2 separate regions of the Mus musculus genome follow, and region 1 is linked to region 2. A link is a contact called in ENCODE Hi-C or POLR2A ChIA-PET data. All regions are on one chromosome and are shown on one strand. Each heading gives the region's core, a stretch centred on a gene start or an enhancer-like site at or near the end of the contact. The rest is flanking DNA. Distances are from core to core; before and after follow the strand shown.

Evidence for each region. Hi-C counts contacts between places; a loop is a spot of excess contacts on that map. ChIA-PET counts read pairs that join two places held with the same protein, here RNA polymerase II (POLR2A).
Region 1: POLR2A ChIA-PET joins it to region 2 with 16 read pairs in Patski. The contact joins the promoter of Lysmd2 here to the enhancer-like site in region 2. A Hi-C loop is called at or near these places in 1 of 37 maps with a recorded cell type or tissue (T-helper 2 cell). POLR2A ChIA-PET finds 5 or more read pairs at or near these places in 2 of 5 experiments (Patski and embryonic stem cell).

What each region holds. Positions count from the first base shown.
Region 1 is chr9:75,622,863-75,629,920 of GRCm38, forward strand. It overlaps Lysmd2 (LysM, putative peptidoglycan-binding, domain containing 2), which reads left to right and starts at 2,870. Exons shown (of 3, transcript NM_027309.2): 1 at 2,870-3,175. The coding sequence starts at 2,903.
Region 2 is chr9:75,535,952-75,543,333 of GRCm38, forward strand. All of the region lies in intron 1 of Tmod3 (tropomodulin 3), which reads right to left. Among named protein-coding and RNA genes, the nearest start is that of Tmod3, 20 kb to the right of the region's middle. Within about 2 kb of position 5,785, at least 1 of the 3 ENCODE cell types and tissues checked has a DNase peak (open chromatin) inside an H3K27ac peak, as active enhancers do.

The sequences.
Region 1 (7,058 bases), core at 1,620-4,119, 84 kb after region 2:
TACATCAAGAAGGTGTGTATGAACATGGACAAAGGCTCACCAGACACTGGATATGATCTCCCCAACATCTTGGTGTTCTCAAGTTCTACAACTGTGAAGAATAAGCTCCTGCTGTTTATAAACTACCCCACATGTGCTATTTTGTCAGCACAATCCCAATGAACTAAGACAAACACTAACAAAGGAGTCTTTAAACAGTACCATTAAGCCAAATCTTTTGAAAACGTTTTATTTTATCATTGTTTTGTTTTATTGATACAGAATCTCCCTTACTATGTTGTTGATACAGATCTGGATCTTGCTTTACAGAGCATCTTGGCCTCAAACTTGCAGAAAGTTCTTGCTTCTGCTCTAAGTGCTTGGGTTTTGGGAGTACACCACAGTGCTCAGCGCATTGACTCAAGTCTTGAGGAACACTTACTAGTTAGAATAGTTCTACTCCAGCTATTATCAGCCTTGCTTGTAAACATTTCAGAATTGCCTGTTGAATTGTTCGGACTCCAGTCACTGAGACAAAGTGTCTGAGGTAATCAAGCTACAAAGAAGTGGAAAGTTAGTTTCAGTTTTTAACTTCAGGAATCTCAGTACAGTCTGTCTGCCCTATTGCCTTTGTTCTTATAGCAGAGATTTATCACAGCTGGGAGTGCACACAGAACCAATGCAGACCTTAATATTTTTCTATTGAACTTCAGGTACATGTAATAATGTGTATTTTTTTTTTATTATTCTATTGAAGTAGGCATTGCTGGAGCTTAAAAAAAAATATTGGGAAAGAACCAGTGATGCCTCCGGGAGTATGTATCTGGTGGAGATAAGGTAAATGCACAAATGTTTCAAAGAAAACACAGTTCAAAACTGAACAAGATGCACAAACCACCCTGGAGGGTCTATGGGGAAATAATAACTGGGCAGGCTGGGCTAGGGACAATTTGGGGAGAATCAGAAAAAGAATCCCATGGAGAATATAGCCTTTGATTCTAGCCTATGCACTGCCCAAGAGCACTATTTGAAAAAGGGACCTTAAAGATGGAAGAAATCTGGGAACAATGGATTGGGAATCTACTTCTAGCATTTACTGTGCTTATGGGATCAGCCGAGCTCAGGAGCTCTAGACCAGCTTTGGCAGCATGAGTCCCAGGCAACAAACACAAAACAAATTGGATGTAGTGAAACGCAGGCAATCCCAGCACTCTGGAGGCTCAGGCAGGAGGATTTTGAGTTTAAGGCCATCCTGGCCTATACAGGTCAGACCGTGTTTCAGAAAAAGAACACTAAAATGCAGGGGCCAGAGGTGTAGCTCATCTGGTAGAGAGCTTGCTGAGGTTCAGCCCACAGCACAGCACCAACCACTTGTGATGGTACAGTCTGTAATCCTAGTAACAGTAGCGGCGGCAGGAACCAAGAGATCCAGGCTACAGGGAACCTTTTCTTCAAAATAGAGCTGGAGAGATAGCTCAGCACTTAAGAGAGTGTCTTGTTCATTTAGAAGACATGGATTTGGTTTTTTAGCGATTACATCGGGCAGCTCACAACCACCTGCAATCCCAGCTCCAGCGGATCTGTCAGCCTTTTCTGGCCTCCGCGATCACCCAAAACGCATACAGAACACACACACATAGATAAAAAAAAAAAAAAAACCTAAAAGTGGACAAATGAGCAGTAGACAGGGTTTTGGGAGAATACTGTTGCTGATGGAGGGAACAACACAGGCGAAACATGAAGATGGGAGTAAGGAAGGAGGTTAAGTTTTCTGGTCAGGATGCGGTATATATGTGAAAAGTAAAAACAACTGACTTGGGTGCCAATGTGGGTTTATATTCAGGGAAAAACTGAAGAATCTTTAAGGGGTGGGTGATACTGGGGACTACTGCTGCCGCTCTTCTTCCTCCAGTGTGTCCTAAACGGTTTCTTTTGTCTTTGTGGGCACAGCAACATACCAAACTTCAGAAAACCAATGAAACAAGAGAACTCTTCTCTTCTACCTAGAGTCGGGTGTGTGTGTGTGTGTGTGTGTGTGTGTGTGTGTGTGTGTGTGTGTAAGGGGATTGGGGTGGGGATGAGGGAAGGATGGATGAACGGGTGGGGGTGGCATCTCTCAAGAGTTAGGGCAGAAGACTCCAGTTAACTCTGCACAAGCCTAGGCCTGAAACTGGCACTGGTCTTCAAAGAGGAATGGACTACCAACAATTGGAGGGTAGTCAGCTCCCAGCAGACTACCCAGCAGGCCTGAGTACCAAACAGAAAGACTTAGTATACATAGGTCGGTGATAAGAGCACTGGCTTAGTGTGTGACTGAGGTCAGTACCTTGTCAAGGGTGTGCGCGTGAGTTGTGCGTGTGTGTTGGGAGGATGTCAGAAGACCTGTACCACCCAGGTGGACAGGGACCTGTATCTATGTTCAGTGATCTTAAGGTTTCCTGCCACCGAGATTTTGATGTCATTAAGGGGGTACCACTGAGCAAGCAGGCTGCCCAATGAGGAATCCGGAAAGGCAAGCAAAGCTTGGTGGGGGTGTACTGTGGCCAGGGCAGGCTTTGGGCGGACTCTTTCTTGTCTGCACGGTTTTGGGGTCCACATGGGTCCCAGGACTCCTCCGTGGGCCTCTGTCGGCTCACGGGCCTCGGCGAGCTCCCGCTTCCGCAGGGCCTTCTCCGACAGGACCCGCACACTGCAGTCCGGGCTCAGCTCCCTTAACCCCACCAGCACACGGACCTCTGGGGCCGTGGAGAAGCCGGCCGCGGAGGGCGGCGCGCGCCATGCAGGTCCCGCAGCTCCCCGCCTCGGCCTCGCGCCTGCCGCCCCCGCGGCACGGCCAGCCGCAGCCCCAGTGAGGAGGAAGAGGCGGAGGAGGAGGCGCCGCCCCCTTGGCGAGCTCGGCGCCCGGGCGGCCTTGGCAGGACCCATGGCGGATCTCTCGCCTGCGCCGGCCCTGCGGGAAGGCGGCCCCCGTGCGCACCGGCCCTCGGCGCCCTCCCCTCCGCCGCGCTCTCGCTCCACCTCGGAGCCCGAGGAGGCCGAGCTGTCGCTGAGCCTGGCCCGCACCAAGACCCGCTCGTACGGCAGCACGGCCAGCGTGCGGGCGCCTCTGGGCGCCGGCGTCATCGAGCGCCATGTGGAGCACCGGGTCCGCGCCGGGGACACGCTTCAGGGCATCGCGCTCAAGTACGGAGTCACGGTGAGCAGGGCGCGCCGCCGCGGCCCCGGACCTGCGGCCCTCGGGCGGGGTCGGGGGTGGGAGCGGAGGGTGGGGAACAGGCCGTGCGTCCCCGCGTCCCCGCGCCGCATCCCAGCGCGCACTGCTGCAACTGCAGTGGGCGCCTAAGCTGCTGCTGCTGCTGCTGCTGCTGCTGCTGCTGCTGCTGCTGCGGAGAGGGGCGGCCGCCAGAGCTCCCCCGACCAGCTAGTGCATGGCCTTCCCAGTGCCCTGCCAGTCTCAGCTCGTATCTGTCGCGCGAGAAACAAGGAGGCCCGCGTTTTGGGCACTACCCACAGCCACCTTTCCCCGTTTTCCTCCCCGGAGCTCACTACCTATTTACTCAAAGCCACACCGATACGAATTCTGCGCTGTGTAAACAAGCTGTGATGAGTCAGGATGTACAGTTCTTCCCGTGGATGGTTCTGGTTCTATCGATTCTGCTTCTTTATTTAGAAGTGAAATTACACCCCTGTGCTCACTGGCGACCCTGAACGTGACACCTGTCTAAACAGCAGCCTGGAACTGTGGTCTAGGTGAGCTGGAGGGCCGTGTTTTACGAATTTATAAGGGTGTGCGTCTTGGGTATATTTCATTACACCTTGGGGAAGATCACGGAAACCCGAGGGAACAAATTGTTTCATTAAAATTACTTATAATTAACTGTGAGCTGTGTGATGGCCTTTTTACATTGGAACTCAGTATCCGTTTTCAATGATCTTTCCTGAAAGCGTCGGGGCAGCAGTCAGAATTAAAATGATCTCGCCTGTATCTTCAGAGTAACCTATTTTGCATATTTAACCAGGTGTTTGTTTACCAGCAAGTCTTTCTATCTATCATTTAAGCGTTTTGAGAGCTTGATCAAACCATTTTGAGACCCTTCTCCACAGTTCTAAATGTTCTTACAGCCTGCCTTCAAGCATTCACTGAGGGCTGGTTTGGGTCAGAGCCTAGGAAAAACAGAACTGAAAAAAAAAATCTAAGTGTATGAGTGTTTTGCCTGAATTAATGTATGTGCACCTTCTGTGTGCCTGGTGCCCAGAAAGACCAGAAGAGGGTGTCAGTTACCCTGGTAATGAAGTTACAGAGGTTTTGTAACTCATCATGCATGTGCTGGGAATTGAACCCTGGTTCTCTGAAAGAGCATCCTGTGCTTTTAACTACGGAGCCACCTCTCCTGCTTCTGTTTGTTTCCGCGTTTTTCTTACTTAATTTGGCTTTCATAAGAAGCCTAAGGGGAGACAGGTGTGGCTCATCTTTCTGCAGATGAGAAGGTAGATAAGTGGTCAGGGTATTTCCAAATATGGTTATTACCAAGACCGGCTTGAGTTGACACAGGGATAAAGGGTCTTCTTTGCTCTAAATATTACTTCCGGTTTGCATTCTTAGCCAGAGCTTTCGGCATCCTGCTCACTGAAGGAGGAGGGTCACTTTTGTCTGGTTTCTGTGCATCTTAGCTACTAGGCTAGTATGTGTATACTTATGAATCTGTGATATCCAAAAGAGGCCATTATTTTTTCTGTTCTCTCCCATGTGACACACGTTCTTCTGGAATTGCTTGCTTCTGCTAAACACATACTTAGTGTGATGTAGACTTCTGTTCAAATGCTTTCGAACCTGTGATTTGTCTAAAGCGGATTGTGCTACTTTTAACTTTATTATCCTTTCCTATTAAAGTATAAATCAGATTGTCCTTACTTTTATAAAGGCTTCTGATCTTTTTATTTTATTTTTTAAAATGTTATTCATTTTATGTGCAGGGGTGTTTTGCCTGCATGTATGTCTGTGTACCACATGTGTGCCTGGTGCCTGTGGAGGTCAGAAGAGGGCAAATCCCTGGGACTGGAGTCAAAGTCTGTTGTGAGCCATCACCACATGGGTGCTGAGAATAAAAACCTGGTCCAGGGTAGAGCAACCAGTGCTCTTAACTGCTAAAGTGTCTTGCCAGCCCCAACTTCTGATTCTAATGTAAATTCAGATGTAAAGAATTAGGTACTTAATCTCTGGTCATAATTAGTCTATAATGTGATTTCTCAACTTCAACACTATTTTTAATACATTTTAAAAATTTTTTAGTGTTTTGAAGCCAGGGTCTCATGTAGTCTAGGTTGGCCTTGAACTCCCCATGTAGGTAAGGATGACCTTGAAGTGCAGATCTTTCTGCTTTCACCTGCTGGAGTAAGGTGTGCATTCCGTGTGACATTCTGTTCATACAGATGGAAAGATTCCGTGTTTCAGGAGGCTGTCCTGAGCATTGTAGGGTATTTCACAGTACCCAGCTCTTCCCACCAGACACGAACCCTTCTATTCTTGTCTGCACATGGCTGGATGTTCTTCTAAAGGCAACATCACGCCTGTTTTTTGTTTCTTCCTTATTTGTTTTTGGCCTTTCAAGACAGGATTTCTCTTAGCCTTGACTGTCCTGGAACTCACTTTGAAGACCAGGCTAGCCTCCAACTCACAGAGGTTCACCTGCCTCTGTCTCCAGAGTGCTGGGACTAAAGGTGTGCGTGTGTCACCACTGCCTGGCTCCTTTATTCTTAGCTCATTGCTTTGATGAAATTGTTTTGGAGGTGCTCCCATTGGCTATACAGAACCAGGGAATGTGATAATGCTTATCTTAAGCTAGATGTGGTGGCGTACACCCATAACACCAGTACCCATTGAGGAGGCTGAGGCTGGACGGTTACTGGGAATTCCATGTCAGCCTGGGCTACATATAGAGTATTGGAGTCAGGGCTGCATAATAAGATGATGATATGAACAACCGAAACCATCAACCAACCAACCAAACCAAACCCCTTCCCATAATGACCAAGCGGTATTCTTGCTTTATTATTTTTGGTTTTCTGAGACAAGGTTTCTCTCTGTAGCCCTGACTGTCCTGGAACTCGCTCTGTAGACCAGGCTGGTCTTGAACTCAAAAGATCTGCCTGCCTCTGCCTCACAAGTGCTGGGATTCAAGGCACATGCTCTCACCACCTGGCTCCTAAGGTCTCTCTTCCCAATGACTCTAGCTTGTGTCAAGTTGGCATAAAATCCACCCAACAGAGTAGGTTTTGTTTTGTTTTGTTTTGTCTTGAGATAAGGTTTCTCTGTATAATCCCAGTCTGACTTTGAATTTGTAACCCTGCCTCAGCCTCTGGAGTGCTGGTATGCATCGCCATGCCTGACCGTAAAGGATTATTCTGGCTGCTGCTATGATGATAGACTGTATGGACCAGGACCAAAGGGAACAAGCTAGGATGAAGGCTTTGTAGTGATGCAGTGAACTAGAAGAATAACTAGGATAACAGCAGTGAAGAAGGGAAGATGTAGTGAGAAGTGGCCGGGGCTGGGTCCTCTGCTGATCCTGTCAGTTGTGTCTCATCTGTAACCCAGGGGCCACACAGGAACCAGCTGGGAATGTGATGTAGGATACAGTTATACACTCACTTGACACATTGTGAATCTGTATTTTGGCAGCTTGATTGCAGGGTTCTCACCTAGGAGCTTTCTTTTCTTGTGTCAGTCACAATGTAAAAAAGACTGTGTCTGCCTGCTCTGCTTCCTTGTTTACTGTTTCCATTGAGTATATCTGACTCAGACATCTGCCGGGAGACCCAGGGGGCCTCTCTGTAGGAAGAAGAATTCTGTTCAATTGAGCCAGATCGCCAGGCAGTGGTGGCTAGCACATGCCTTTAATCCCAGCACTTGGGAGGTAGAGGCAGGCGGATCTCTGAGTTCGAAGCCAGCCTGATCTACAGGACATCCATGGCTACACAGAGAAACCCTGTCTCGAAAAAACAAACAAACAAACAAACAAACAAACAAACGGAATTGAGCCAGGTCAATTAGCCCCAGTTCTTTTTCCAGTGAGTTGGAA
Region 2 (7,382 bases), core at 4,535-7,034:
CCGTTCAGAAGCCGCTCTGGGAGTAGCTTGCTTTTGCTTCTGTTCTGAGGATAACAATATAATCTATCTCTCCCCTGTCCTCTGAGGACACTTTATTAGAAGAGAACAAATTCTGAATGACAAGGAGGTGAAACCAATATGGTGGCCTTATGCAGCAACAGAGACTCAAGGACATATTTAGTGCAATAAGCCACACACAGAAAGTCAAACACTGTAAATTCTCACATATAAGTAGAAGTTAAAAAGTTAATTTCATAGACATCGAGTAGATGTCTTTTTTCTTTTTCGTTTTTTTTTTTTTAAGATTTTATTCATTTTATATATGTGATGAATACATTGTAACTGTCTTCAGACACACCAGAAGAGGGCATCAGATCTCATTACAGATGGTTGTGAGTCACCAAGTAGTTGCTGGGAATTGAACTCAGGACCTTCAGAAGAGCAGTCAGTGCTCTTAACCTCTGAGCCATCTCTCCAGCCCCCTGAGTAGATGTTTTTACAGGCTAGAAAGGTTGTGCATGGGAGGATGGGTAATGGGCACTAAACCACAGCTAGATGAGAATATGTTCTTGTGTTTTATAGCAGGGACTTGAATCTGGCTGTTACTATAAATGTAAATTGGAACAGTTACATTATTCATCAATGTATTGTCTATCCCTGGTTCATGTGGCACAGTGGGAGAGATGAATAATTACAGTGGTCTGCAGAGCCTAAAACATTTACTATTGGCCCCTCACAGAATAAAAGCTGCCAACTCTTTGAGAAATGTGCAAATTCCTCAGCACAAAATACAGTTTACAAACTGATTTAGTCAGCTTTCCCGCATTATCTTCAGCTGTTCCCTATCACAATTCTAAAAAGGACAGAGTCTAGATGCCCATATCCCTGCTAACCATGCTCTTTCTCCAGATGAAATACATTCTTTAACCATGTCTGTTTCCTCAACTGAAGCCCTATACATTCTTCAAGGCCTTCCTGGATCTCACAATATCCCTAGAACTCTCCTGAGGCTCCATCCTTATACAACCACAATCTAACTTACTTGCATCTGTCCCCACACAGTCTATGTAAGGTCTGAGGATACAAGAAAGTGCATGAGGAAATAGGACGGTGTTCTGAGGTTGGTAAACATAAGTTACAAAGGCTGGAGGTCGTGAAAACCCTGAATGGTGACAGGGCACGGGAGGAAGGTACATGCTTCAGCTCTCTTCCCTTCAGCTCTCTTCCCCTCCCCTCCCCTCGCTGTGCTATCACTGTGGTGAGACTTCAAAGTTCAGAGTTTAACGTGGAACAGTGGCAATGCTAACACTTCTAAAATTTACCTCTTTTTATAAACTTAAAAAGATACTTCTAAGCTTCAGGGCATCCACTCGAATCCACTTCTCACAGGTCAAATTGATTCCAGATAAGTACTGCCAATCAATAACCTGTTTCCCTCCTCTACCTGTTTAATCCTGAGGGGGGATCTAGTCCCCTTTCCCTGGTCCTGGGAGCCCCACCCCAACTACCAAGACCATGGGCCTAAAGGTTTCAAATGTACACCCAAGAAAAAGGTTTTCTCCCTAAACTCCTTAACTTTATCTTCTACACACACACACACACACACACACACACACACACACACACTCCTATCTGTCCCAGCATCCTGGCAAGTTCAGGTATTTCCTAGAACCTGCATCTAGAACAGCTCCAAAATGCGGCTAGCCCGGGTGGTCATACAACCTGGACCACAAGTAAAACAGCCTGCTCTGCCCAGACTTGGCCAACATGCCAGCTTTTTGCTCCCCCCCAGCCCCCAGTAACAGCACCCTAATGTCAGCAGGAAGTAGTTATAGATGATTACATTGCCCCTTATTCATTTACTATCCAAAAACCAAAGCTAGGATGTTGGGGCTCAGACCAAGGACAAGAGGCTGAGGTGCATATTTAACATACTAAAGTGGACCCTTAATATGTTAAAGGTCTCCTTTAACATGGCCTCCAGGTTCTCCCAGAATTCCCAGTTCCTACCTGTTTGTTATAGGACATGGCAGGCAAACCCGGCTCCCTGACCTGAACATCCCAGCCCAGGGGCTGGGCTACCCCTCCCTCTGAAGCTCTTCCCTATACAATGCAGACAGTTTGGTCTCTTTTGCTCTCTTCTCTCTGTGTTTGAGCTTTCTCTCTTTCTCGATCCCTCCCACGGTCCCTCTATGTCCGGCCCCATGACAACTCGCCCTAGAGCTACTTCCCAATAAACCTGTCTTTATATACTCTAATCTTGCTAGAATTGGCTTATTTCACTGGCAGAAAATAATTAATCAGTCTACTCTGGCTTCCAGGGATAAACTGTTCATAACCTTATATATAGTTAATTGTGCCCCTTCTAACCAAATCCCATCAATAAACAGTTCTGTTGCTGCTAGTGGTTGCTAGAGTTGTTTTCTCTGGTTTAAAAATAGGGTATTATATAGCCTAAGTTGGCCTTGACCTCAAAAGATCCTCCAGTGCTGGGCGATCAACAACGATTCAGTTTTAGTTAGCCTCCTCCTCAGTGAGCACTAGGATACATTTTCTCCTTTGAAGAGAGTTTATAAGTTACACAAGGTGGGGTTGATACGACAGATGGCTCAGTGAGTCAGGACAACTGGCACTAAGGACCTGAGTCTGACCCCTAGCACTCACTGGTGGAGGGAAACAATGATTCCAGACAGTCATTCTTCGACCTCTACCACGGCATATATATCCCTTCCACAAACCATCATTATTGTACCTCACTCATATCTACTTATTTTCTCCAAGCTTCTGTTTTTATAGAGGAAGGTTTTAACACAGATTATGTTCTAAAAGCAACTGTGGAGTTCAGAGATACGGTCTCTCAATATCCTTGTTCCATCATCATTTCCATAGGGTAGGCTTGAGTTTCCAGGATCATCTATCTGTTCTCTTTGCACACCCATGATCCTGCAGTTCTCTGGTTAAACCTCTGTGCAGATTCACATCTCTACCTACAACAGGACTGGGCAAACTGTAGACAGTGACCTTCCTTCTTACCTATGTTCACCTACCTCTGATGAATTCTATACATTGACCATTCTTGAATTTTACCTCCAATATGGACTTTTCTTCTGAACTCTATATCTGAAAAATAACTTCCCATGTATGCATAAGAACCCACCAGGTGGTGCTGGCACACACCTTTAATCCCAGCACTCAGGAGGCAGAGGCAGGTGGATTTCTGTGAGTTTGAGACCAGTCTGGTCTACAGAATGAGTTCCAGGACAACTAGGGTTGTTATACAGAGAAGCTGTCTTGAAATAAAACAAAACAAATAAAGATGCAAGAGCCCATATGTCTACCCTTCTCCCTGCCCCTTGCCATCTTGCTCATAACAATAAACGGCAACTTGGTTGCTTTGGTCAAAAATCTTGAAGTTAACTTTGACTTCTCTCATATTCCACATCCAAACTATGTGGATCCTGCAGAGCCAAGTCCTATACTCTACACTCTATAAAATAAACAGTTATCTTCTTTTTTAATGGAAGGGTTTTCCTCTTAATCTTTGTGTGTGTGTTCGTGCGCACGCACACATGTGCGCTTTACCCACGGAGTCATCTTCTCAGTCCAACTCAAGAATTTGTAATTGTAAACCAATTATAATTGTGTATATTTGTGGTGTATAATGTGATATTTAAGCCTTTACTGAGATAATTGTAGAGTCACACACAGTACAAAGAAATAATATAGAAGAATGTCTTCCACACTGTGTCTGTTTTGCAAAACCACAGATCACAAGGAAGACATTGATCTTGACCCATTCCATTGGTCTTACCCCATCTCCCCAGTTTTACATGCAGTCCTATGTATGTGTTTGTATTATAGTCTTTTTTTTCTTTTTTTGAACACCAGCATAAATTCATGCATCTAGCCCCACTGTCAAGAAGAAGTTTAACCCACAGGACTTCTCCTGTTGCCCTTCTATAGCCACACCCACCAACCTCTCTCACACCCAGCAACTGTTTTGACCTGTTTCTAAAATTGTGATATTTCAAAGATATATTCAGATGGTTGTGGTAGCTCTTGCCTGCAATCCAGCATTCCAGAAACAGACAAAGGAGGATTTCTACAAGCTTAGGGCCAGCCTGGTCTACATAGCTCCAGAGCAGCCAGGGTTACATAAAGAGATTGTTTTAAAACAAAACAAAACAAAACAAAACAAAACAAAAACAAAAACAAAAAAAGTAGAATCACAGTTTTGAGATTAGCTTTTGTCACCAAATATAAATCCCTAGGAATTCATCCAAGTTACTACATTAGTTGTCTGTTCTCTGCTATAGTTCACAGTAATGTTATATATATATGCCACTGATATTCAGATAAGTTATCTGGAAATCAAACACAGGGCCTTGTGTATGCTATACAAGTACCCTACTACTAAGCCATACCTCCAGCACCCAACTCTATGTCTTGACTTATAACAAATAAGTTGGCTATGAAGATCCATGTGCATGCTTTTGTGTGACCATAACAGCATTAATCAGCACTGCTTATGATATCTAACAGTATCAAATCCTAATAAAAATAAAAGTCAAATGGTCTTAAAGGGGTCCACAAGGACTCAAAAGACACCCTAGGCCCTGACTCATCTCTAACCATTCACCTCTTAACTCAAAAAGCTCCACCAATTCTGACCTTATCGCTCTTCTTCCAGCAAAGCAGGCACACTTAGTGCCTAAGTGTTCCTGTACCTGGACTACTCTGTACTCACGCGGCCCGTGCTGCTGAGCACTGTTCACGACCGCGTCTTACAGAGCAGCAGGCCTTACAGGTCCCTGCTATTACCTTCCTTTTCTTTCCTGCTGCAGTCCCTCCTGCTGTATATCAGGCATTGTACATTAGGGATTCCTGTCTAGTCTGTCACTGTGCTCTAACTACAGTCAGGCAAGCTCTTAGCTAACCTTAACACAGAGAAAAAGCAAGACACACACTAAGGACTAATGCAGCAAACCAACTCCAGAGTCACTCAATCCACAATTGTCAAAATTATTCAAACAGTAACCTTTTAACTTTATATGACAACAATTTTTAGGGTATCTCTCCAATATTTCAGTTTTCATTTCTGAACACTATATATCACTAGCAGGCCTAGAACTTGCTATGTAGACCAGGCTAGTCTTGAACTCACAGAGCTCTGCCTGCCTCTGCCACCCAGTTTTGGGGGACTTCTGTTTGTTTGAGACAAGGCATGACTTTGAATCCCCTGGCTGGCCTAGAATTCTCTGCATCATTTTAAAATATTTGATTTTAAAAATAAAAAAGGGAGCCAGCAAAGTGGGTGACACATGCTTCCAAACCTGCCTACCTGAAACTGATTCACGTCCTCATGGTAAAAGAAGAAAACCAACTACTGAAAGTTGTCTTCCGACCTCAAGTGCATGCATGGGCCTGCCTCAACACACACAAACTTAAAAAATAAACACAAACAAAAATGAAATAAAACAGTTACAGCATAGTCCAGCCCGTTCTCCCACTGCCACAGCCCAAGTTGGGTTGTTAAAAGTGAGATCTTTAGGTTCCAGAAGCATAAGGGGAAAAGAACAAAACCGGAAGTTACCAGGCAGCCCAGCAAACCTGTTAGGGCCAGAACAAAGAGCTTTAATTAGACGGAGGTTACAGAGGGCAAGGGCAACCTTACCGCAGAAAGCAGCCAGACCACTTCAGCCAATGTTACAAGAAAATACTTCAACAGGTTACTCATGCCACTTCAAAAGCAATCTGTCAGTGCGAACCCGAGAGACTTTGGGGCTCCCATGTGAGTAAGCTACTTCCTGTCATGGTTCACTGCTGCAAACTGCTCCCCCTCCCAGTGACCCCTACTGCTATCTTGGTGGAGTCATGGCAACAGATGAGAAGAAGCAAGGTGAGAGAAGAAGCCATCCTGAGAACCAAAGACAAATGCCAAAACAGGAGCTCCTGAAGCGTGCTCAGTGTCTTAATCCCAGTGTTTGTATTCTGGTTAACTTAAAAGCCTTCTACCAGCTATCCTACGAATAAACCAAAGAGTGCTCAGCCATAAATAAACGGCTAACTGTTCCAAGTGTATAATGGGGGATTAATCTGAGTTTTTTTTTTTCTTCCCTTTCTCTCCCAAAGGAGAAGTACAGCTATGACTCACTCTTCCTTCTACAATAATGTTCTTACTCTACCAAGTTAATAAGAATCAAACTAATTACAAAAATCCTAAGACTAGGCTAGGTCTAAAAGAGGGAGCTGAATGCCACGTAGAGAACAAAGATAGTGCCTTTCTCAGCTCTGTCCCTTCTGACTTTCTTGTACTTAAATATTTATTATTTATTGCTTTATTTTGGGATTGAGCATGAATTGTTAAACACTCTCATTTTTCAATCCACCCTCAAATCAATGCATACATTTATTAAAGGCCTATTACTTTTCATGTGTTATGGGAGGGGGCTAGACTGTCAGGACACGGACGGGAAAAGGCTCATAGGACCAAGAGGAAAGGTCTTAGAGAAAATGATACAGAACACAGTCTTCTTTTCTCTCTGCACTTTAGAAATAAATGTTTTTCAAACCAACTTTAAGAGCTCACGAGGACCCAAGATAAGGCACAAAAACACACAGGCTTCGATACTCAACAGTTCCTTAAGGCATAGAAAAGACACGGGCTGCCATACTCAACAGTTCCCTAAGGTTGAGTCTAAGCACAGACACAGCACTCATTTTCTGTTGAATTCAAAACAGTGCTGACCAGCAAAGTGTGAGCAAGTAGCAAAAGCAAACTTGATTCTGCCCTGGGCAGGAGGCAGGGCTCCTCCCTGTTCATTTCCCCTCACAGCCACAGGTGAGTGGAACCCCATCTTCTAGCAACACTGTATACCAACAATTATGCTGCAGGGAAGAGTGGGGAGAACATCACTGCTCAGATGCAAACCAAGTGCCCCTAAATGAGGAAACTGTACTGAGAAAAACCATTCTCAACATAATGCCATCAGTGATGCTTGCAGGCTTGCCGGTGACCAGCTAATACGGTGTCTGGGTGTCTGAATGAAAGCTGTCCCCAAAGTTTAGATAAACTAATCAGATAAGGGTCAATTAGATAAGGTTTTTGGTCAAGTATGGGAGAAAATGCTTTTAGAGACTGCTAAAACTAATGCAAACCACCAAAATAAGCCCACAAGACATGGATATAAAAATATCCTTGGGATATTTTTATATGAAGATTTCACAAATAAAGTTGGGTGTGGTGGTACATACCAGTAATCTTAGTACTTTAAGGTCGACTTGGGCTGTATAAGACACTGTCTTAAGCCAAAACAAAACCAAGACGTTTCCCAATCAGTGACTGTAAAACAAATGCAATGAACACACATTGTCTTTTTGGG